3 separate regions of the Homo sapiens genome follow, and regions 1 and 2 are each linked to region 3. Evidence: read pairs that join two places in POLR2A ChIA-PET (ENCODE). Cell type or tissue: HepG2. All regions are shown on one strand.

The links. ChIA-PET counts read pairs that join two places held together with the same protein. Peaks named below come from ENCODE experiments on the same cell type or tissue, not always from the same donor. Only the 100,000 strongest peaks of a DNase experiment are listed, where the experiment ranks them.
Region 1: POLR2A ChIA-PET joins it to region 3 with 20 read pairs; 4 of 35 experiments call an interaction of 5 or more read pairs at or near these places.
Region 2: POLR2A ChIA-PET joins it to region 3 with 10 read pairs; 3 of 35 experiments call an interaction of 5 or more read pairs at or near these places.

The regions. Positions count from the first base shown.
Region 1 is chr6:41,452,573-41,460,572 of GRCh38, forward strand. LOC112267957 (a long non-coding RNA gene) reads right to left here. Exons shown (of 3, transcript XR_002956346.2): 3 at 317-748. Among named protein-coding and RNA genes, the nearest start is that of LINC01276, 46 kb to the right of the region's middle. RefSeq lists enhancers at 1-321, 4,015-4,802 and a silencer at 3,279-3,573. In HepG2, a CTCF peak has its summit at 3,935; DNase peaks (open chromatin) are centred at 3,959, 4,359 and 7,349; H3K27me3 peaks cover 2,403 bases.
Region 2 is chr6:41,499,867-41,507,866 of GRCh38, forward strand. It overlaps LINC01276 (long intergenic non-protein coding RNA 1276), which reads left to right and starts at 2,578. Exons shown (of 3, transcript NR_120347.1): 1 at 2,578-2,745; 2 at 2,937-3,107. It overlaps LOC112267957 (a long non-coding RNA gene), which reads right to left and starts at 5,135. Exons shown (of 3, transcript XR_002956346.2): 1 at 4,381-5,135. RefSeq lists enhancers at 2,783-3,530, 3,531-4,278, 4,982-5,081, 5,559-6,058 and silencers at 5,262-5,421, 5,452-5,531. In HepG2, no CTCF peak of the experiment used is centred here; a DNase peak (open chromatin) is centred at 4,175; H3K4me3 peaks cover 1,653 bases.
Region 3 is chr6:41,574,384-41,582,383 of GRCh38, forward strand. It overlaps FOXP4 (forkhead box P4), which reads left to right. Exons shown (of 17, transcript NM_001012426.2): 3 at 3,603-3,698. Among named protein-coding and RNA genes, the nearest start is that of MIR4641, 20 kb to the right of the region's middle. RefSeq lists enhancers at 3,994-4,617, 4,618-5,240, 7,154-7,655. In HepG2, no CTCF peak of the experiment used is centred here; a DNase peak (open chromatin) is centred at 4,118; H3K4me3 peaks cover 887 bases.

The sequences.
Region 1 (8,000 bases), 120 kb before region 3:
TGCACTATCAAACTCTTTTTTCTTTTCTTTTTTTTTTTGAGACAGAGTTTTACTCTTGTTGCCCAGGCTGGAGTGCAATGGTGCAGTCTGGCTCACTGAAACCTCCGTCTCCCGGGTTCAAGCGATTCTCCTGCCTCAGCCTCCTAAATAGCTGGGATTACAGGTGCCCACCACACCCGCTAACTTTTGCATTTTTAGTAGAGTGGGGGGTTCACCATGTTGGCCAGGCTGGTCTCAAACTCCTGACCTCAGGCGATCTGCCTGCCTTGGCCTCCCAAAGTGCTGAGATTACAGGCGTGAGCCACTGCGCCCAACCTTGAACTACCAAACTCTGCATTTATTTATCCTACTTATCCATTTGAGTAGCATTTATGGAGCACCTACTGTGTGCCCAGCACTCTTGCAGGTGTCCAGTTACAAAGAATGAGGCAAAGGGCAGGGCTTGGCTCTGAGGGCCTCCTGGGTTAGTTGGTGACAGGCACAAGCCTGGAGTAAACAATTAGCTGAATTCTCATTGGTAAGGATGAAAACAGGAGCTGGGGGAAGAGAGGAAAGAAAAAGTTGACACCCGGAAAGGGCTCCCCCCACCACCCACCACCCGCCACAAGAAACTCCAGAAGGCATCAACTCTTCCTCCCCAGGCTTCTCTGACTGTTCTCTCCAGCAGCTCCAGAAAAATGTCCTGTCTCTCCGCGGGGCTATGGAACTGCGCTGCGTGGTGGTTGTGTTTGAGTGCGAGGACATTTCCCTGTAATGAGGATGAGAATAGTTAACGAGGAGGGTGACACACTGTAGTTAGAGAGCAACAGATCTCTGGGGGGTGCCTGCCCGCCCCGCTGCAGGGACGCCAGCTCCTGGGGACCCTGACAGAAGCTGCAGGAGCCAGTCCAGCAGGCACCAGGCAAATGTCCAACTCTGGCTGCTGTCCCCAGCCCATCCCACTCAGAGGAGAGTGGCTTAGACTGGGGCCTGCGGGCCTTCAGCTCACATCTTGGCCTTGGGTTGTCGGAAAAGGGGACCCTAGGAAGGCGTGAAGGATGCATTTTAAATTACAGCCTCCCGACAATCCCTTTTCCTCCTTCACTTTTCTCCATAGCACTAAATTCCCTGTAATGTACAATATAATTTGCTTATTCATTTTTCTTACATCTGTCCCCCTGACGAAAATGAAATCTTCATGTTTCGTCTCCGGCCATTCCTCCAACAGCGCCTAGCCCAGAGTAGGTGTTCAAGAAAGATTGGCGCATGAACAAATACGTTTGAGCTTTGCTGTGCTGTGTGGACTCTTGGGACCCATCGGGCTAGAGATGGGTTCTTACGTGGCTGAAGTCTGCATCTGTGCGTATGTGTGGTGGGCGGGGAATGTCTGTGAGGTGTGTGTGTGTGTCTGTGTGTGAAATGTGTGTGTGTGAGGTGCGTGTGTATGTGAAGGGTATGTGTGAGTTGTACGACATGTCTGTGAGGTCTGTGTGTGAGGTGTGTGTGTGTGAAGTGTGTGAGGTGTGTACATGTCTGTGATGGGTATGTGCATAAGATGTGTGTGTCTGTGATGTGTGTCTGTGAGACGTGTGTGTGAGGTGTGTGTGTGAAATGTATATGTGTGAGGTATGTGTGTATCCATGAGGTGTGTGTCTGTGAGCCGTGTGTGTGAGGTATGTGTGAGGTGTGTGTCTATAAAGTATGTGTGTCTGTGAGGTATGCGTGTCTGTGAACTGTGTGTGCATCTGTGAGCTGTGTGTCCATGAGGTACGTGTATCCATGAGGTGTGTGTCTATGAGCTGTGTGCGTGAGGTGTGTGTCTATAAAGTGTGTGTGTGTGTATTCATGAGGTGTATGTCTGTGAGCTGTGTGTGAGAGTTGTGCGTCTATAAAGTCTGTGTGTGTGTATCCATGAGGTGTGTGTCTGTGAGCTGTGTGTGTGAGGTGTGTGTCTATAAAGTATGTGTGTGTGTGAGATATGCCTGTGTGTGCATCTGTGAGCTGTGTGTCTATGAGGTACGTGTACCCATGAGGTGTGTGTCTGTGAGCCGTGTGTGTGTCTGTGAGCTGTGTGTATAAGGTGTGTGTCTATAAGGTATGTGTGTCTGTGAGGTGTGTGTATTTCTGTGAAGTGTGCAAGCATCTATATCTGTGAGTTGTATGTATGCAAGTGTGTACGTGTGTGTGTGCTTTCAATCTGGTCGCTGACTCCCTTCACACACTCAGCTGCTGAGTCTCGGGGTTGAGCACACTGGGTGAGTTGGAGTGGGGTGCCGGTGTGCATCTGCCTGCTTGGGCAGGAGTGCCCTGCTTCCAGCTTGAAGATCTCCCACTGATGTCCTCACCCACACCAGGTCTCTGGGACAGACTCCTCCGCCAGGGCCATGCCCACATCAAATCATGCCCATCTTGGTGCCTGGGTCACTGCTTTCCGCAGGAATGGGCAGCACCCTGGTGTGGCATTCCTAACTGGGTTTCCATGCACTCCCAGTGGAAAAACCAAGGCTTGTGGAAAATACTGAGAATGGCCATACTTCGGGTGGTGCCTGCTATGTATCAGAATCGTTCCAAGGGCTTCACAATTCTGACAACTCTGTGGGGCGGGTATCATTGGTACAGATGAGGACACAGCGGCACTGAGGGAAGGAGTAACTTGTCCAAAGTCACACAACTAGTTAGTAAGACATGGACACGGGCACCAGGTTCCCGAAGTCACCTGCAACTCACTCCTTATGCCTCAAGTCCTCCTTTCCCCGCTGCCTGAGGACTTCACCTAGATGAGACAGTGGGGTGGGGCCCCCTTCTTCACCCCAGAACCACCGCCTTCTTTTGCAAGAGAAGGAATGGCAAGAGCATGAAGAAGCTGTCTGCTGAGAGGCTTGCAAGCAGGTTCATTATCCCAGCCTTACAGAGAGCTGTCCCTCCCCTCATGTCAACTCCGCCAGTAGTGGGTACGACTGTGTCCTCCAAAAAGATGCCAAGTCCTAACCTTTGGTACCTATGAATGTGACCTTATTTGGAAATAGGCTCTTTGCAGATGTAATCCAGTTAAGATGAGGTCATACTGGATTGGAGTGGACTCTAAATGCAGTAACTGGTGTTCTTACAACAAGAGGGAAATTTAGCCACAGAGACACATAGGGAAAATGCTATGTGATGATGGGAGCAGAGATTGGGGTGAGGTGTCTTCAAGCCAAGGTTCAGCAAGTATTGCAGCAGTCCAGAAGCCAGGAACAGAGGCATAGTCCCCTCAGAGCCGACAGAAGGGACTGACTTTGCCACATCTTAATCTCAGACTTCTGTCCTCCAGAACTGTGAGACAACTGTGAAAGTTATTAGAATCGAAATACAGTCACTGTCAAACCCTAAGAAAATGGAGCCAGGGGGCCATGAAGAAGGGGCCCTCATCCATACATGTCTATGATGGGAACTATGCAAGGAATTCCTCAGAATCGCAGCATTCCAGATAAGCCACTTGCCCCAGGACACTTGCCTGACAATGGGTGTCTTCACCAAAGAGCTTATGCCAATTCCTATGAGACCCTGTAACCCATGGTCTTTGTTTCAAAACTGCTTACACGATTTCTCCTTTTTGTCTTTAAAAGCTTCCTCCTGGCCCCAACCCCCTTGGACCTACTATGGGCCTATGACCCGTTATAGCACACATATCCCAGATTGCAATCCCCTGCTATTCCCAAATAAACCTTTGTTTTGGAGAGTTGGTCTCCCTGCTGCTCATTTTAGTTGGCACAATACATTTCTGTTGCTTTAAGACACCAAGACTGTGTGCTCCTACAGCAGTCTTAGAAAACGAAAACCTCCCTCCCAGGGCAGAATGGACACACACACACACACACACACACACACACACACACACACACACACACAGTAGACAATGACTTAGACTAACACTCTGACCAGGCCACACAGGCTTGTGCTGAGCAGGTGCCCCCTGGCTCCTATGCAAGGTACTCCCGCTCAGAGTTACCCCAGCCTAGCCGGGCACGCACTTCTCACACATCACCTGACAGCCTTCCCTCCTCTGGGCCCACCAGGAACTCTCAGTGGAAGCTTCCTGAGGACAGAAACTCTCCAAACTCCATCTTCTGGAGCTTCCTCCCTGGACCCTCCTGTTCACTCCCAAGCCCACAGTCTCCTGGTCTGCCTCCCTCTCTCCTCCCTTCCTGTCTCCCTTCCTTCCTTCCTCCCTTCTTTCCTCCCCTCCTTCCTTCCATCTCCCTCTGCCCCTTTTTCTTTCCCCTTGGGTAAACACAGCCCTGCGGCGAGGCCCTGCCATGTTCCCCGAGAGCTGCACATTGCCACCTGTTGCTATGGAGAAGCCTCTTTATCGCAAACACTGGGTAAACAGCTGCTGCTGGGAGCCCCTTTCTGCTGGGCAGGGGTTTATTTGGAGAAAGTCAATAAGGAAAAATAAACATTCCCGGCCCTATGTATATACAGCCTTGGGACCTGCAGTGCTCTGCAGCATCTCAGGCCTGCCAGCTCCCCAGAGGGTCAGGCAGGCTGAGCCCCACCCCTCCCTCTGATCCCAGCATCTTCCAGTTAAAGCAGGAGTGTGGGGGGTAAGGCAGCCACCTCACTCTGGACTCAGCCAGGTCACCCTGCAGGCTGCACCTACCTTGCCCTAGGCTGGGCCCAGGTCAAAGTTTCAAGGCTCAGACTTCCATATTCCCCTTCTATGAAAGGGTGTGCTGAAACAGCTGCCCACCCACCTGCCCAGCCCAGCAGCCCCGCCCGCTGTCTTCTAGGGAAGTCCACTCTGTCTGTGCTCCCACAAGCGCTGGGGGTCCTGGGGAGAACCATGGCCAATTTGGATTGATTAAAATTCTCTCTTCTTTAGCAGCTGAGTTTCAGTTGAATTAAACGTGTTAAGTGTTTAGTAATACAGCAATCCACTCAGTCAGCACAATTATTTAACAACTGTGACTATGTTGAGGAATCATGCTAGGCTATGCTGGCTCCTGTCCTCGTGGTGCTTACAGTCTAGTGGGGAAGAAAGCCAGCCGTAAAGATGCAGTTAATTTAGTATTTACAGGCGTGGGAAGTGCAGCGCAGGAGTACAGGATGCTCTGAGAGTTTATAAGAGCACTTTACATCTCGCTAATATCTATTACATGCATTAGCTCAGTTAATCCTCAGAGCAATCCTGGGCCGGGCATGGTGGCGTGTGACTGTAATCCCAGCTACTCCAGAGGCTGAGGCAGGAGAATCGCTTGAACCCGGGAGGCAGAGAGAGGTTGCAGTGAGCCAAGATCGTGCCATTGCACTCCAGCCTGGGTGACAGAGAGAGACTGTCAAACAAACAAACAAAAAAACAGTAAAAATCAAAATTAAAAAACTTGTATTCCCATTTCACAGATGGGGACATAACTGAAAGTCAATTAGGTACTAAGTGGGAGACTCAGAATTTAAATCCAAGATTGCCCAAGACAAAAGTCCTAGGCTCTAAACCACTGTGCAATTCTGTCAGGTCTGGAACAGAAACACCACAGTCCCTGCCCTCAAGAAGTTCACAAGAAACACCCTAATGAAATGTTTCATGACAGGTGGGGACAAGCAATGGCAGGAGTGGCTACTGAGGGATGCTGTGGTCATTCAGAGGACCTCCGTGTGACACAGAGGGATGGGAGCCAGAGAAAGGGATTGGGTGGAGTGTTGAAGGGAAGGGTTTCCCAGGCTCGGAATGGGTGTCAGCCTGGCTGGGAGTGGGGTTCCGCTGGGGAGCAGGATGACCTGTTTTGGAGAAGGGGGAAGAGGCCTGGCACCTTGCTTCTCACTGCAGACCCCCTATGCCTCTTAGAAACCCACCTCTGTCCATGCCTGCCCTGCTTTGGACAGGGGCCTCATCCTCTCCCCTGAATGCCTACACAGCTTCCTTCCTGGTCTTTCTGCCTCCAGCTTTCCTCAGCTCTAACCCACTCTCAACAGCCCATGGAATCTTCCAGAAACACAAATATAACCATGTCACTGCTCTCCTCTGCCTTTTCCATAGAAAAATGCCACACTGGCCTTGGTCTCATCCTGTTCCTCTTTTCCACCAGCATCTTATGCACCAGGCATATGGAACTCAAGTTTCCCAAATGCATGGGGCCCTTCCATGTCACTGCACTTTGCATTTACTCTGCCCTGTATTTGGAAATCCTTCCTGAAGGGTCTCATTCATTCACAAACACTTAATGAACACCTACTGTGTGCCTGACACTGTTCTGAACCCTGGGAACAAAACAGACAAAAATCCTTGTCCTCATGGAGTTTTATATCATGGTGAGGGATAGAGACTAAAACAAAACAAAGAAGTCACCCCTCATATCCACATCTGCATCGTGGATTCAACCAAACATAGACAGAAAATGTAGTTAAGCTTCCAATGGTTGCACCTGTACTGAACATGTATAGACTTTTTTCTTGTTATTATTCCCTAAACAATACAACAACTATTTACATAGCATTTATATTGTATTAGTTATCATAAGTAATCTAAAGATGATTTAAAGTATATGGGAGGATGTGCACAGGTTATGTAGAAATACTATGCCATTTTATATAGGGGACCTGAGGTGCCTGGATTTTGGTATCAGCGAGGAGTCCTGCCCCATGGATGACTATAATACACAACAGTAGGTGCTACCGAGCGCTATGGCCGAAACTGCAGCACGGAAGGCAGGATGAATAGGGCCTTGAGGCCACTGTGATAATTCTGAGTGAAATGGGGAACCATTAGAGGATGCTAAGCAGAGAATGACATGATCTCTCTTAGGTTTTAGGATAATCCCTCTGGCTATCATGTGTGGATAAACTGAAGGGGGACAGATGGGGGCAAGGAGACTAGCAAGCCACACCCTGCTTGTCCTTCAAAGCTCAAGAATGGGCTGGGCATGGTGACTCACACCTGTAATCCCAGCACTTTGGGAGGCTGAGGCAGGCGGATCACCTGAGGTCAAGAGTTCGAGACCAGCCTGGCCCAACATGGTGAAACCCCATCTTTACTAAAGATACAGAAATTAGCCAGGCATGGTGGAGGGCACCTGTAATCCCAGCTACTCAGGAGGCTGAGGCAAGACAATGGCTTGAACCCGGGAAGGGGAGGTTGCAGTGAGCTGAGATCACGCCATTGCACTCCAGCCTGGGTGACAGAGTGAGATCTGTTTCAAGAAAAAATAAATTCATCTAAAAAAAAGCTCAAGAATGATCCCTTGTCTGAGTGAGGCTGCTCCGTCCTGGTCCCTGGATCACCCTTTGCTTACTTATGGACAGCCCTGGCCACACCCTACCATGACTATCTTCATCTCCTCCCTATCTGCACTGTGATCTCTGTTACCCTGGCCCACTACCTGCCCCAGAGCAAACACTCAAGCCCACTGGGAGAATGCATTAGGAATGACTGTCTATGTGACCTATAGGTCCTCTCTGCATTCCCAAAGCGGTGTCACTTCACTGTGACCTGGAGGGGAAAACAGTACAACTAGCTCATTTGAAAAAAAGGGTAAGTGAGTTCTGGGGAGCATTGATAAAGCTCAGTTTCACTGATCTGAAACAGGTGCCTTAGAGTTCCCACTTCCCCACATCTGTCTCTAGCTCAGTGTCCACCTTCTCCAGCCCCAGCCGCCTGGGAGATTCCTGGGGGTAGCCAGGTATGAGAAGGCACCTCCTCCACTGCTTCCTGTTCTCATTTAGGGTGGTCCCTGCTGGCCTTCAGGCCTGGCATTGCCTCCCACTCTGACTCCCTCCCACAGCCTGCCCATCTCCCCTCCCAGGGCTCTGAGGAGGACAGGAGCCCTGCAGAGCAACGATCCACATATCAGGAGCAAGGGAATTAACATTTCCAGGCTGTAATTATACCTTCTGCTGGTGACACCTAAGGAAGCATCTTTTTATAAAAGCAGGTAAATTGAAGGCTTATGGGACTGTGGAAAATGGGTGTATTTTTAGCTCCCTCCCCTCACCACCCTTGATTGCCAGAACCCTGGTAATTGCTCTGGCACCAGTGGTTGGAACCAAGG
Region 2 (8,000 bases), 75 kb before region 3:
GAATATAAAGCCTGTCCATCTCTAGGGACAGAAGACCCATATTAGGCACTGTCTTGGTCCAGCTGGGATGCCATTCTCCCATTCTCTCAGAAGTCAGAAGTCAAGGGTCAGGGCACCACCAAGGTCTTCAGGGACAGAAGCCCAGGCAAGAGGACAGATGGAGAGGTCTGCTCCTCAGGCCCAGATTGTGTTTGGGGGTCAAGAAGCCGGGTAGAGGTGGGAGGGGAAAGCTGCCCAGGAGAAAGTTAAGCATCATCAGTTCATCCACATACTATTCACACGCTGGGACAGAATAAGAGAGAGAAAGAGAGGAAGATAGCTGAGGGGAGCAAGAAGGGAAAAAGACAGGGACACCACAGTGAAAAGCCAAGAGGCAAGGCCAGGCACGGTGGCTCAAGCCTGTAATCCCAGCACTTTGGGAGGCCAAGGTGGGCGGATCACTGGAGGTCAGCAGTTCAAGACCAGCCTGGCCAACATGGTGAAACCTCATTTCTACTAAAAATACAAAAAATTAGCTGGGCGTGGTGGCATGTGCCTGTAATCCCAGCTACTCGGGAGGCTGACACAGGAGAATCACTTGAACTCAGGAAGCGGAGGTTGCAGTGAGCTGAGATCGCTCAACTGCACTCCAGCCTGGGTGAGAGTGAGACTCCATCTCAAAAAAAAAAAAAAAAAAAGAAAAGAAAAGAAAAGAAAAGAAAAGAAAAGCCAAGAAGCAGATGGGAAATGGGAGAGCACAAAACCACACCTCCAGGTAAGCAGGCTCTGGCAAGGACGATGAGGTTCCCCCAGCTGAAAGAAGAAGCAGACATCAAACACAAAGGCTGCAGAGGAGCATGGAAAGCATCCAGTCCAACCTACTCATTTCACCTATAAGGAGTCCAAGGCCCAGAGAGGGACATGTCTTGCCCGGGGTTACACAGCAAGTCAAGACTCAGCCCAAACCAGAGTCACAGAATGATGGCTCCAGGCTAGAAGACATTTCTTGACTTTCTACTGAGCAGAGAAAAGGGGGCTTCAGAGGGTCATACTCTGCCTGACTTCTGGAAATGTGGGAGCAAGAAGAACAGCCATCGTGGCCCACCCAGCCTATGGCCAGGTATCAGAACAAAGAAATGGAACATTCAGGCCCACTGCTTGTCTACCTAGCAGCACTTGAGCCAAGGTTTGATGGGCTTTCTATTGTACCCATTGATTTATTCCACCACTTACTCTATGTGCCTAGCACTGTGCCAGGCCCTCAAGTTGAGGAGGAGGACAAGAAGAGGGTGGCAAGGAGGCTACAAGCTAGTTTATTCGAATACTTTGAAAGAAGGCTAATTAAGTGGACATTCAGTCAGAGGTTGCTGTATGCCAGCTGCTTGCCCCATGTTACTGTGTCAGAGACTCACAAGGCAGTTCCTACTGTTAGTCCCATTTTTTCAGATGTTGACACTGAGGCTCAGAGAGACTAAGAGGCCCTAGGTCCTACAACTGATGTGGCAGAGCAGGAAGTTAAACCACACCATTTGCTCTTAACCATTAGGCTGTACGGTCCCCCAGGATGGGCTTTAAGAGCTACAGTGATGAGGTTACCCCCACCACACTGTGATCCATCACAGCCCCCCTCTTTTTTTTTTTTTTTTTTGAGACAGAGTCTCACTCTGTCACCCAGGCTGGAGTGCAGTGGCGCAATCTCAGCTCACTGCAACCTCCTCCTCCTGGGTTCAAGCAATTCTCTGCCTCAGCCTCCCGAGTAGCTGGGATTACAGGCACCCGCCACCACACCTGGCTAATTTTTGTATTTTTAGTAGAGATGGGGGTTTCACCATCTTGGCCAGGCTGGTCTTGAACTTCTGACCTCGTGATCTGCCCACCTCGGCCTCCCAGAGTGTTGGGATTACAGGTATGAGCCACTGCACTCGGCCAACACCCCTCCTTCTATCCCAGCCAAGGTGAGTCAGTCCCTCCTCTGAGGCTTTTATAAATGCCTCCCATGGCCCCTTATTTTTGGCCTAGTCTTGGAATTAATTGTCAGCATGTCTGTCTCCCTGGCAAGTTGGAGGGCAGAAATGGCCTTTGCTCAGCTCTGAACCCCCAGTGCCTAGAACAGTGTCTGGCATATGGCAGGTGCTCAATAACTGGTTATGGAAGGAGTATAGCTGGGTAATATGGTATCCCCATATGAACAGAAAATAAAACCCAGTAGAGGCTTAGGTCCAAGGGAGGGGCAGGAAGAGAGTTTCATTAGTCTCCAAATGTCCTGAGTCTAGCACACTGCCTGGAATATACTAAATGCCCTCATAAGTGCCCTTTGGAGTGAGTATGGAGGGTGCTCCAGATACGAGGCTTCCATGGGCCTAGAGGATGGACTCAGGAGGTTTGAGACTGCATTTGGATTGCGGCCAGAACTCAGGGCCCCATCCCAAGAAGTTTGAGGCCCAGCCAGACCACCATGAGAGCCTGCAGAGGACTGGGGTTCAGGGTACTGGGGGCCTCTTTTAGGAGTGCAGGCTGTTCCTGTGGACTCTGCCAGGGCTCAAAGCTGCGGACTGGGGGGTGGGCTGGATCAGAGTGAACAGGAGCGGGCAGGCTGGAGTTGGGACACATTCTCCAGCCTCTTCTGTTTGCAGGTGCCTGAGGACACCTTCAAACCTTCTCTGCTCCGTTGTAGAACTTTTTCCAGCAAGGGGGAGAGGAAGGACAAAAGGCTATGCCTTGGGCTCCAAAGTTTAGGAGAGGAGCCATGGAGATGGACAGAGAGAGGTGAGGAGAGAGAGACCCAGGAGGCCTCTGGGAAGGGAAGGGAAGGTTGCTGAGGAAGGAAGTCTGCACTTGGGGCCAGCCCTGCCTCTGGCACCAGCCCCACTGGGCCAGGGTCCCAGGGATTTATTGACTAATCCTCAAATGATACACTTTCCCTGATTTATTCTCTCTCCCGCTTGCAATCTCACAAGATCCCATTGTCTCTGGACACTGCTGGCCAAGGGCCTCCACCTCAGGAGCTGCTGCCTCTCATCCACTTCCGGGGCGAGGGTAATGGAAGCTCCCTACCGCCAAGCACCACGACCCTCCCCTGCCTTCTCCAGGCCTAAGGGTCAAGCTGCCAGGCCACCAGGCAGTGCCAGGTACGAGGATGACAACACCTAGCCAACCCGCGGAGAAGGCGGTGAGCTGGGTGACCTCCTGGAGCTGCAAGAGTTTGTGCCTGCTGAGGCCTTGCTCCACCGAGTCTTGGGGGGAGGCAGCTGGCGGGTGGGGGCGTGGCTGCCAAGGAAGTGGGTGTCGGGTACTGGGCGGGGGACAGAGCTAGGTCACAGTCGAGGTTTTCACTGACCCGAGTGGGCGGGGGTAAAGGGAATTCGTAAAAAGTTTCTTTCTTCATTAATGGCCTTTTTTCCCTATCCGAGAGCCTGGGCGCGGGAGGGAGCGAAGACGGCCGGGGGCAGGGCAGGCCCTCCGCAAGTGACACTTAATTCCCGGTCTGGACTGGGCCGGCGCTTGAAAGCAACTAAATTAGCAAAACAGAAGTCAACTGTCGATTGCTTCATTGGAGGATTAAGTGTGATAAATGGGGGGTTTGTTCGCTCTCCGGTCCAGATGTTGTGTCTAAGTAAGGGTTTTTTCAAAAAAAAGTTTTTTTACATTCTTGGCCCAGGGCCCATATATATTTTGGATACTGCTGGGAGTATATAATATCATTGGAAAATGATGCGGTCTGCTAACCTTTTAAATAACATTTCCTCCCTCCTCTATTTTCTAATAGTTTGTTTTTCTTTCCATGTTTGCCTTTTATTGGGGGAAATTTTTTTTGGAAATTAATGAGGCTCAAGTTTGGAGACCAAAATAAAAAAGGGGTGGGGGAGTGTGAGAGGTGGATGGGGTGTGGAATGAAGCTGGGTGGAGGGAGGGCTACTCTTTGTGTGTTTTAAAGCGCTCCTGGTTTGATTTTTTTTTTCTTGTAATTTTCTCTGCCGAGGCTGCCCGCGGCCCTCCGGCGGGGCTGCGCGGTGGCGCGCGCGGGAAGGGCGCCCGGGACTCTCCGCCGCGCCGGGCACCCGCTCGCCCTGCCCGGGCCGTGGGGCTGCGCGCCGCTGGCCTCCGGGAAGAACCTGCCATTCCCCCTGCAGCCGAGTCCGACGTGAGAGGGGGTGGGGGTGGGGGCGCCTCCTTCCTGAGTGAAACCTACGGAATCCGGCAGGAATTCGGGCCTCCCAGATTTAAGAAAACAAACAAAGGAAAGATTGTCAGAGAGGGGCCGCCAAGAGCCGCCGGGCCGCCGCACTGCCCTCCGCCCTCACCCCCGGGGCGCCCGGGCCTCCCAGCGGGGGCAGAACGCGAGGCTGGGGGGCTCCCCCGGGTGGTCCCCGGTGGGCTTCCCTGCCCTGGGTCTTGACTAACCTGTGTTGAGTCATCCTCCTGTCTCTAGAGCTGAAGAGGCCCCAGGGCGCATAGGAAAGGAGGGTGCTGCCGAGGTGGCTGCCTGGGGGCGGGCCCTACAGGGGTCATTTGGGGCATCCCCTGCCTCTAGGCAAATCCCCACGGAGCCCCATCCCGCACCCTCCCGCAGTGTCCAGGGCGAACCCCTGTCCCCAAGCCCAGGCTTAGGAGTGAAATCTCGACGGCTCAGGTTCCTTCTCTACGCAGTCCCCCAGCCAGACTAGGAATGGATCACCGCGCGGGTGGGCTCAGTTCCCGGCTTCGCCCGGGTCTAGGAAGAATGATAAAAAGTGAGAATGTAAAGGGAGGAGGTACTATAAAACAAAAGGGGTTAGACACCCATCAGGCAGCTGCGACCCGGTGGTAAACATGAGCGTCTCCTGTGCTCCCACCGCCTGCGTTCTTCCCGGCCGCGTCCACGTTGGTTTCCTTCTCGTTGTCTTGGTCTCTCCTGATTCTGTTCTCGTGTCAGTCTGCCCTGCCTCTGTTACTCCAAATCTCTGTGGTCTCTCTCCCTCTCTACCTTCTCTGTCTCCTTCTGAATCTGAATATGGCTCAGTGCTTCTGGCTTTCTCTTTGTCTCTGAAGCTATCTCTCTGAGAATGTCTCTGTCCCTTTCTGTCTGCCCCTCTTCGTGTTTCTCTGTCTCAAGCTGACGCTGTCTCGTGGCCTGTCTCACTGTGTCTTCTTCTGTCCTCCTCCTCGTCTTCCTCCTCCTCTCCTCCCTCCTCTCTCTCCCTCCTTCGTACCCCCCCCCGCCCCACTATTCCCCTCCATCTCTCCACCCTGCCCCCGCCTTAGGTAGCCCAGCGGGCGGGCGCCCGGCCAAGGCCGCCCTGGGCAGGGCCTTACTGGCGCTGACAGAGCCTCGCGCCCGCGGCCCAATTAGCGCGCGGCGCGAGGGACGCGGCATCTGGAATTGCGCTGCGCTCACGGCCAAGGCCGATTGTTTAGTCTGCGCGGCGGGGCGGGCGGCCCGCGCGGTGGCCCCACATCTGGAGCCTCGGCCAGACGGCCCTGCTGGCGGCTGGCCGGGGTGCGTGTGCATTTTTAACTCTGGGATTTGCTGACAAGTTAAGAAGTCAGAAAGTCAGTGACGGCGGGAACTGGCGAGGCGCTCAAGGAAGGGAGGGGCAGGCGGAGGCTCGGGCGCATCAGCCGCGGCGGAGACATGCTTGGGGGAGCGCACAGCAGCTCCGTGCTTTGGCCCAGCGCGGCCTTCCCCCAATCTACCCCCACCCGTAGCTGCCCAGCGCCGCAGCCACGCGTTGACTTTTCTTCCTTCCCGGTCTTTATCCTCTCCCACTTCTCCTTTCTCTTCATTTAGTCCCTGAATTATCCCGAAATCCCACACTTCCCAGCTGGCCAGAGCTCCTTGGAGGTCAGCCTCTAAGAGGGAAGCCCTGGAGTCTTAGGGCTCCCACGCTCTGGAGGAAACACAAAGAGGGCCAGAGAAGGCCAACAAATTGCCCGGAGGTGGCTCAGCAGTTGAGCGGCAGAGCTAGGACCAGAGGCCAACTCTCTTGACCCCTAATAGGGTTCTTGGCACAGCTCCGGGTCCCCCTTGGGGCTGATCCAATGTGAGCATTCTCACATTGTCAGAGTTCCTTCCCATCCTTTAAAAACGTGCTTTTGCACTTCCACTCATTCATTTCACAAATATCTGTAGCACACTGTGTGCCCAGCCTGGGAAACACAGCGGTAAACAAGACAGGCACGTCCTTGTGCTGCAGAGCTTACATTTTAGTGGAGAAGAGAGACAGAAACTACGCAGCAAACAAACTATCCAAAGTTAGAAACTGTTGAGGAACAGGAAAAAAATTGCTAATGTTTATTGAGTAACTATTGTGTGCCAGTCACCATTATAGATATTTTCATTTTTACCAACTCATCAAATCATTATGACCTTATGAGGTAGGCATGTGTCCCTGTTTTGCAGATGGACAATTCGAGGCTGAGAGAGTTACATGATTTATCCAAAGTCACACACGTGCACAGGTGGTGGAGCTGAGGTGCAGATTCAGGCTTGACTTCAAAACCAGGGCTCTCGCTCCAACAGTAGGCTGCAACGGCTTGAAGGACAATGGTATAGTTGTCCGGAATTGGGTAATGACATCTAGGTGATATACAATTTATTCCCAGCAGCAAAACAAGTATTTACCAGGCCGCTGCTGTAAAGATCATTACTAGCATTTGTGTACTGCTTTCCTATTTATAAGCCATTTTCACTTGCATCATCTTCTTTAATCTTCACAACTTAGAGGGGTAAGTATGATTATCATTTCCATCTCTGCCTCTGGAAACTAAGGCCTGCCAGTGTGCCCAAGCTTCACTTGAGTTTTAAGAGCGCTCCCTGCCCCAGCCCTCTTTCTCGGTAACAGAGGGCTCCATTTCTTTCCGCATTTGGTCTAGTTTTTCCTTGTTCTGTTTTCCATGGAAATACAGCTCAGTGCTCAACCTCATCCCCAGAAAATAGTGACTATATCATGCCTTTGAGATGTTTCCCCCCAGGAGCAAGTAGAGACTTTGTAATGTGCCATGGACTCTCAGCACAGTGTCCTGGTGAACCAGCCTGCTTTTCTGGTTGTGCAGCCAGGCAGACCTAACTGTTTAGGTCTGCCTAGCAGACCCACAAAGCCACACAGGGTTAGAGACCTTGGTTTCTATCCAGCCTCTACTGTGTGACCCAGCAGGTCGCTTACCCTCTCTGGACTTCAGTGTCCTCCTCTTTGAGATGGGAGATTTGGGATAGAGCAAATCTACTTTTCTTGGGTCACAAACTCCTTTGAGAATTTGCTGGAAGCTTTAGGTCACCAATTTAGAGTGGCTTATGTGTACACGTATCCTCAAGCACTCCATTTTTACATATAAATATATATATATATATATATATATATATATATATATATATATATATATATATATATATTGAGATGGTGTCTTGCTCTATCTCCCAGACGAGAGTGCAGTGGCGCCATCTTGGCTCACTGCACCCTCCGCCTCCCGGGTTCAAGCCATTCTTGTGCCTTAGCCTCCCGAGTAGCTGGGATTACAGGTGCCCACCACCACACCAGGCTAATTTTTGTATTTTTAGTAGAAACAGAGTTTCACCATGTTGGCCAGGCTGGTCTCAAACTCCTGACCTCAGGTGATCGCCCCACCTCGGCCTCCCAAAGTCTGGGATTACAGGTGTGAGCCACCATGCCTGGCCATTTTTTACTTATAATTTTTAGGGACTTAGGGACTCTTAAGGGTTATTCATGGGCTCCCTAGGGATTCCAAGACCCCCCCCACCCCCATTCCTCCCACCGCCAAGTTTGGGATTGCTGTACAAAATGGTTTCTACACTCATCAGACATCCGAAAAAACCCACTACTGACCCAGGTAAAAGGAACCACAGGCTATCCCTGGTAGGCAGGGAAACGTGGGATCCTTTTCACTGAGGAGTCAGCAGATCTTAACCCCATGGCCTTTTCTTTTTCCATCTTTTACCTTTGGGGTTGTCTTGGAATAGGAAGAGGCAGGAGTCATCCCACCAGGGCCAGGGGAACACACCTTTGTGTTTTGACCACAGAGTGAAT
Region 3 (8,000 bases):
ATACCTGCTCCACCTAGCTCAATGTTGTGAAGCTTCAATTAAATGTTTGAAAAAGTGCTTTGAAAACTGCAAGGCAAATGTTAGCTGTTAAGTTTAGTGTCAGCCTGTGCCAGCCTCCCGTATTCAGCCTAGACTAAAATGAGTTTTGTGAGTGGGTATCACATGTCTGCTGTGTGCTGGTGGTTGGAGATGGGGGTTCACAGCTACAGTTGACAACATCTGTGCTTTCAAGGAGGCCCCAGTCTGGTTGGCATATTCAAAGAAAGTGGGGCTGGGGATCTGCCGGAGTTAGGACCCATTATTTCCCACGTCTCTCTGAGGTGGGCAGTCCAGTGATCTCCAGGCCGCAGTGCCAGCAGGCAGTGTGAACACATCTGGTGCAGCAGCGTGGTCGATGTGACCCTCCTCGTTCACCGTGTTAACTCGCCCTTCAGATGGCGAGACTCCAGTTAGTGCTGCCACCACCTCTGGGAAGCCTTCCGAGACTTCCCCAGGTAGAAGAAAGCCTTCTCTGACCCCTGGCACTCACCCCCACTTCAGGCTGACTAGTTTCTTATCATTCGTGTTTTGTTTTGTTTTGTGTTTTGTTTTGTTTTGTTTTTTGAGATGGAGTCTTGCTCTGTTGCTCAGGCTGGAGTGCAGTGGTGCCACCTCGGCTCACTGCAAGCTCCACCTCCCGGGTTCACGCCATCATTCTGCCTCAGCCTCTGGAGTAGCTGGCACTGCGGGCTCCCACCACCACGCCTGGCTAATTTTTTGTATTTTTAGTAGAGACGGGGTTTCACCATGTTAGCCAGGATTGTCTTGATCTCCTGACCTCATGATCCGCCTGCCTTGGCTTCCCAAAGTGCTAGGATTACAGGCATGAGCCACTGCGCCTGGCTATCATTCTTTATATTAGAGGCTATCATCACAGAACCTGAGCTGTGAGCCCTGGGGGGGCAGAGGCCACATTCTGTTTCTGTGTATCCCCAGCCCCTAGCCTGGTCCCTGGCACGCAGCAGGTACTTCATAGATGTGAGAAGAGTGGTGAGTGAGGACCCATGTATGAGAAGGAATGGTGGGAAGCTGAGGGAGGGGAGCCTTGGCCAGACCTAAGGTCTTACCTGGCTCTCATCTGGCCTGGTCTTGGCAGGAAGAAGGAAAGGGGTTGTGGGTAGGGGGTGTAGGGGGAGGAAGGGCCTGTCACAGGGAGGGGGAGGTCTCAGGAATGAGACTGCAAGGCCTTGCCATTTTTTTCCTGTAAATCATGTAATTTCATGCTCCAGGGGACCACAAAGTAAGAGAGTCAGTGGGGAGTCAACTCCCCTGGCCACCCCCCACCCCACCCCAGGAGACTGAGCAGGGCTCTGCCCCCAACTGCCCCCAGGAGCCCCTCCCTGCTGTTCCCTCCTGTCCCCCGGGGATCTGGAGTGTGTCATCTCCCCACCCCAACCAGTGTCCCTTTTGGGTCGCCTGGGCTGGCCAGCCTCTCTGAGCCATCTTCTTCCCCTACCCTTGTGCCCTGGCCTCTGACCCCTGTACCCCCTCAACCCTACTCTACCTCCACCTTTGGAGGACAAAGAGCACTTGTCAGTAGACCTGGAGGAGTTTGTAAAAGCAAGGTAGTAGAGGCAGGGGCTCCTTCCTAATGACCACCTGACTCCCTGCCCTTCCTCACCCGCAACCCCCCCCCCCACCCTTCCTCCTCTTTCCGCAGAGCCTTTTGACTTAGAAAGGTCAGATTTCTGCTTTCTGAAGTGAATCTGGAAGAGGAGAAACATCCTGTCCCCCTCTGGAAGCCCAGGGCACTTCTCTGGGTGTGACATCCAGGGAAGGAGGTGGGGTGGGGGTGGCCTGTGAGGAGCACACCAATCTGAGCTCCAGGTTTGCTGCAGGACACCTTCCCGTCAATAGGCCAGTGCATATTTAGTTGCCCTCCTAGGGTAAACTAGATTTAAAGCCTCAGGAGGCTCGGCTGTTTGCACTGATGATGAACGGACGCGAAGGTGGTTGTGTGTATATGCTTGGTACACAGTGGTCACTCTCTTTGCTTGTTGAGCGATGATGGGTGGTGCAGCCATATCCCACCTTAAAAGGTTTTGCCTTGAAGGTGCTTGTGGTGGGGTAGGAGAATAGGGGCCCATACAGAAAAAACAAGTGTATGTGTGGACAGATGTGAGAGAGAGCCACAGGCGGGCGCATTTCGTCTAATAAGTGCGCAGGGCACGAGGCTATGTTGGGGAGAGGCTGGAGGAGGTGAAGTGGAGAATTGTGGAGAGATTAATGAGAGCCGAAGGGAGTGAATACTTCCCGAATGCCAACTGGATGCCAAACATTGGTCCTTTAATCCCCCTAGTAATTTGGAGATGGGTAGTTTCCCAGTTTTGCAGATAAGGAGACTGAAGTGCAGAGAACTGGAATAACTTGCCCAAGGTCGCAGCTGGCAGGCCGCACAGCTGGGATTCAGACCCAGGACTGCCTAAGGTTGGAGCCCTGTGTCAAGGGCTTAGACACACCTGCACTGGCTCCCAAGGGGGTCTTGAGCAATCTGGAAGCAGATAAATTTTGTGCTGCTGAAATGTGGATTCAGAACTTGCCTTCAAACCTCCCACTGAAGCATAGTGAGGACATAGAGGGCTTGACTGGCCTCATAGATAATTTCCTGGGCCCTCCTGACCCCTCACTCCTACCAGACGTCTCACTGCCCATCAGTTTACCTTCCGGGCCCCTCCTACTCCTTGACTGTCACACTGACCCACTGGAGTGATTCCTCCAGCAATCTCCATATGCCTCCCACTCGTATGACCCCTCTGGCTCAGTTCAGTCTAAGCCACTGTGGCCACCAAGCCCACAGCACGATGGTCCATGCATCTCTGCTGATAGTATACCTTTCAGAACTTAATCTAATTCCTCCAGCAGCATGCATGTACAATCCTTGAACTCAGAAAGTCACACGGTACTCAGACCTTGTGCCACTGACCCCAGGGCTCTTCCCTCATCCTCCCAACTGTGTGCTCTGGCTCCACAGTGAATGCTACTTTTTAGCCCCCAGACTGACCACCCAGTAAGGCAGTTGGCCTTGGAGCCAGGCTTCCTGGGCTCAAATCTTGGCTCTGATGCCGCCTAGCTGTATGATCCTGGGTAAGTTACTTAACCTCCTGGAGACTCCGTTTCCTCATCTGCAAAATGGGGCAATAATCCCTACCTTACAGCCTTACAGAGGAAGATTAAATAAGCTCTTGCCTGTACAGTGCCTGACCCATAGTAGATGCTCAACAAATAGTACTGATTTACTAATGCCCTGAGTCAACCCCCTTTATTTTCCTCTAAGAGTCCCTTTTTGACCATGGGCCCTTCCATTTGCTGTCCCCATTGAGTCCTAACAAAACTTCACTGGGTCCCAGGCTGAGTCTGTAGAGGCTCTGATCCCTGAACCCCAACAGCTCTTCTCAGTGACTTCTACTACCCTTACCCCAAGCCCTTATGGACCCATGACCCTCTCACCCCCAAGACCTTCCACCTTACCCTGATCTCCTTCTCCTTACTGCCCCAAACACTCCCTAATCCCTGGATCCCACCCAGCCTCCCAGGCCATTGCTGACTCAGCCCCTGTCTTGCAGGCTCTCCAAGTGGCCCGGCAGTTCCTGCTGCAGCAGGCCTCAGGCCTGAGCTCCCCAGGGAACAATGACAGCAAACAGTCTGCCTCTGCTGTGCAGGTGAGGAAGAGAGCACCCCGCTGGCTCTGGGTTGGGCTGGAGTGTGGGCCTGGCACAGAGGGAGGGCAAGGACCCGTTGGAGAACTGCTCTTGCCAGTTCCAACACCAAAAAGTGGGCAACTTTTCAAAGGAAATACAGTCACTGCAGGGGTGGGGCAAAAAGGCTTCCCACTTTCTCTCGTCTCCACCTGATCAGCCAGACCTTCCGCTAGCTTAGCCTCTTTGTCCCTGTCACTCAAAGTTTGTCTGCAGCTCTCCCTGTCTCTTTGTACCTCTCTCACTGTTTGTTCTCCCCTGCCTCTTCCCTTCAGGGTCTCTCTTGGTCACTTCTCATGTTTCTGCGTCCCTGTCGGTCACTCCCTCTGTCCCTCTGTGTTCCTGTGTCTGGGGCTCAGCCCCTCCCAGGCCATCTCTGTTGCTGCAGTCACGTCACCAAGTCCCCCCTTCTCTTATCCTCCCCCCTTATCCCTCATCCACCAGCTCTCTCGCAGTCTCTCCATGCTTCCTGTCTCTTGATGTCTCTCTGTCTCTTTTGTTTTCCTTTGCACAATCTGCCCTTTTTTCCCCTTCTCCCTTCCCTCCAGCTTGCCAGCCCATCTGGCTGGCTGGGGGAGGGGAGATCTGTGGGGGGTGGGCGGGGGGTGGGGGAGCCAGGCCTTCTGTTTACCTTTTGTGTCACAAAGAACTTGGGAGAATTGCAGTCTGAGTCCGGGTTGGGTCACTACTCGGGCAGCCACTCCCCTCCCCCTCTGCCCAGCAGCCCGGGATCCATGCTCCCCCCACCCCTCCCCCAGCAGAGGGAGGCTCAGAATTGGGGAAGGGATTAAGCCAGGCTTTGAAAGGAAGTTTATCTAAGGGAAGAAGGGTGAGTATGGTTGGTTCTGAGCTGGAGGTGCTCTGGAGTCTGGGGCTGGGTGCTGAGGGAAGTGAAGAGGAGGGTGGGGTGGGTGCAGGGTGCTCAGAGAAGGACCCAGGACCAGGCTTTGTCCTGGGTGGAGATTCCAGTGCTCTGACAAAGTCTGAGTTTTATGTAAAACAAGTTTATGTTTGGAAAAAGTTCAAGGTGCCCAACAGATGTGCAGCCTTAACAGTAACCCTCTTAAAATTCTTGACCCTAAGGAGACAACCCTCAAAGGGGAGGAGCTGGGCAAAGATCAGGGCGTGGCCTGGGGTGGAGGAGGGGAAGACACAATCTGGAAAGTCAATAAAGAGAGGAAGAGAAAGATCTCATCAGAATGAGATCTAAAAGGTTCTCATACCCATGCTGGTCAGGATTGGGCCTCTTTAAATTAATGATCCCCACATACAATCCCAGGGTTTGAAGTGGTCCTTGGGCTTCCACTCTGAATCCTGCCCGCCCTGGACCCAGCTTAGAACAGGAAGGAGTAGGCTGGACAACAGCAAACGTTCCCCCAAACCAGAAAGGGGCTGCTGACCCAGGGGTAGGAGGGTAGGAGCTTGATGGTAGTGGGAGGGACTGGGGTAAGACATCTAGAAGGACTGCTCAGCTGGGGATTAAGGGTCACAGATCTGAAATAATTGAGAGCTGAAGGGAGACTATGGAATCTTCCTTAGGAAACTCCCTCCCTCCAAAATAAGAGAGGCCTAGAGGTTTCAGAGTCAGAAAGACAGATAAAATGATGTTTTTCTCAGGCCTTCTCTCTCCTTGTCTCATTACTTCCAAAAATTCATTGATTGATTCATTCATTCATTCAACAAATACTTACTGAGTACATCCCAAACTAACAACTGACATATACAGAGTGCTTACCATGAAGTGTAGACACTAAGCGCTTTACAGCTATCTCATTTATCCTCACAGTCCTATGGGAGAGGTGCTATTCTAGCCCCATCTTGCAGATGAGGAAACTGAGGCCCAGAGAGGTTAAGAAAGTTGTCCAAAGTTATACAACAAATAAAAGACAGAGTGAGGATTTGAACCCAATAGCTCCAGAACTCACACTTTTTTTTTTTTTTTTTTGAGATGGAGTCTCTTGTTGCCCAGGCTGGAGTGCAATGCCGTGATTTCAGCTCACCACAACCTCTGCCTCCCGGGTTCAAGCAGTTTTCCTGCCTCAGTCTCCCAAGTAGCTGGGATTACAGGCATGCACCACCAAGCCCAGCTAATTTTGTATTTTTAGTAGGGTTGTATTTTTAGTAGGTTTTAGTAGCGTTGTGTTTTTAGGTTTTCTCCATGTTGGTCAGGCTGGTCTCAAACCCCCAACCTCAGGTGATCTGCGCGCCTCTGCCTCCCAAAGTGCTGGGATTACAGGCGTGAGCCATCGTGCCCGGCCAGTAGAACTCACACTTTTAATCTCTGCATTGTGACGATCCCTTGTGCTTGGCACAATATTGGTAATAATGCCAATATTTCCCTGGTGTAGAAGCCTAGGCCAGATGGTTCTCAGGGTCTCAGGGATATGGGGGTTCTTGGGGCCATGGAGCCATGCTTCCCCAGGAGCCTGGATTCCCTACCTATATTGATCCCTCTATTTCTTCTCCAACCCTGAATACCTTCCTTGCCTTCTGCCCCTATTCCTAAGTTTATTATCTCCAAGGAGGTCAGATCCTTGTCCTGAAGTAGGGCCCAGGGCCTTGAAATGTTCTTCTATGAGCTCAAGATTGGTGAGGGGATAGGGGAGAGCAAGGACTGGGCTCCCCACCCGAGCAGAAGAGTGCATCTTGAGCCTGAGTGCAGTGGATAATGAAGGGAGATCAAGCGCAGCTCCTTTCCCAGGGCTCCCCACAGAACGCTGCTCTGCTCCCCAGCAGGATTTTCTGCCCACGCACCTCCCAGCCACGTTCACCATCCCTCTCCTCCAGAGCCAGCTTCAGAAGAGTTTCCAAAACTATTGTCAGGTCTCCAGCTCCAGCCTAGTGAGGGGCCCTCCTTCCAGGCCTGGACCCCACCAGGGAGAGACCTATCATAGAAGGCAGCACAGGTGGCCGAGAGTTGAGGACATGATGGGGGCAAAGGTGGCTGGGGCCTTGGCTTCGTCCATCCCCATCTGGCATTTTCAGAAGTTCTTCTTTATATCTCACTGCTATCTTTCCTTGCTGCAGCTGCAGCCCAGGATTAGTTTGAGGACTTCTGGTCATTTGCAGGAGAGTTTAAGCCAAACCAAACTCTGGCCTGATCTCCCCACATTGCCCCCCACTCACAGGGACCCCATACTCAAGAGACAATTTGGGTTCTTGACCCTGGCACCAAATTGCATTCGTTCCCACTCTCAGCCCTCAAATAAGCTTCCTGTGTGTCAGGCACTGTCCCTGTTCCTTCCAGTCAGACCGTCCAGCCGAGCACGCTGTATTCATGGGTGGGTGCAGGGTCCCTGAGGGAGGGGCTGGAGGCAGCTGCCGGCGTTTGGCCCAGGGCTCACACTGCCAGGGCTTAAGTTAGCACTTAGCTGCCCAGCTACTCTCCAGATGGTGACTCATGGGCCCTGCTGAGCCTGCTAGCTGCAGAGCGCCCATCCTGAGGCATCTGAGCCTGGCAAGGGGCCAGCGGGACACCAGAGGAGCTCCAGCTCAGTTCTCAGACCCCCAAGGGGCACAAGGAGAGGTGGATGAGGTCAACCAACTCAGGAGATCAGCATGCGGCAGCCACTTCCCAGACCCTTTGTGACCCCAGTGGGCCACCTCGAGACGAGTGCACACCATGTAATCCATCCAGATCTCTGTAGCAGCCTCCATAGGCAGCTGCTCAGCCAAGTGGCAGGAAAAGCAAGTGCCAAGGAGGCCTTCCAAGGTCATCTCTTCCATTCCCCTGCTTCCAAGGAAGAAAGGCCCGAGGAAGGAAAGGCCACATCCTTTTTTCACATGCTCCTGTCAGTGACTCACAGTCCTGGTGCCTGGAAAGATCTTCTGAGTGTCTGGTCTCAGTCTTTCCTGTTGCGGGCCACGTTCGTCTCTAGTTCAGCTCTCACAGCAGTGAGAATGAGTGGCCTAGTGCCTTGGTCCTCAGTGACCTTTGTCAGGCAGCACCCTAAGGCACACCAGGGGAGGAGACAGAGAAGGAGGGGAAAGGGAAAATCCAGAATGTTTTAAAAAGTGATTTTCTTCACGTTTACATAGAATTTAATGGCGTACAAGTCACTTTCACCCCTGCTCCCACTGTCCCTTCCGGGTCAGGGTCAGGGCAGGTTATTTAACCTCTCTGGGCCTCAGTTTTCCCATCTCATCTGTGAGATGTTAATGATGATGGCACCATCCTCACAGGGTTGCCGTGAAGATTCCATGAGATACACGTGTAAAGGGCTTAGCCAAGTGCCGTGCTGGGCACATAATAAGCAGTCAGCAACG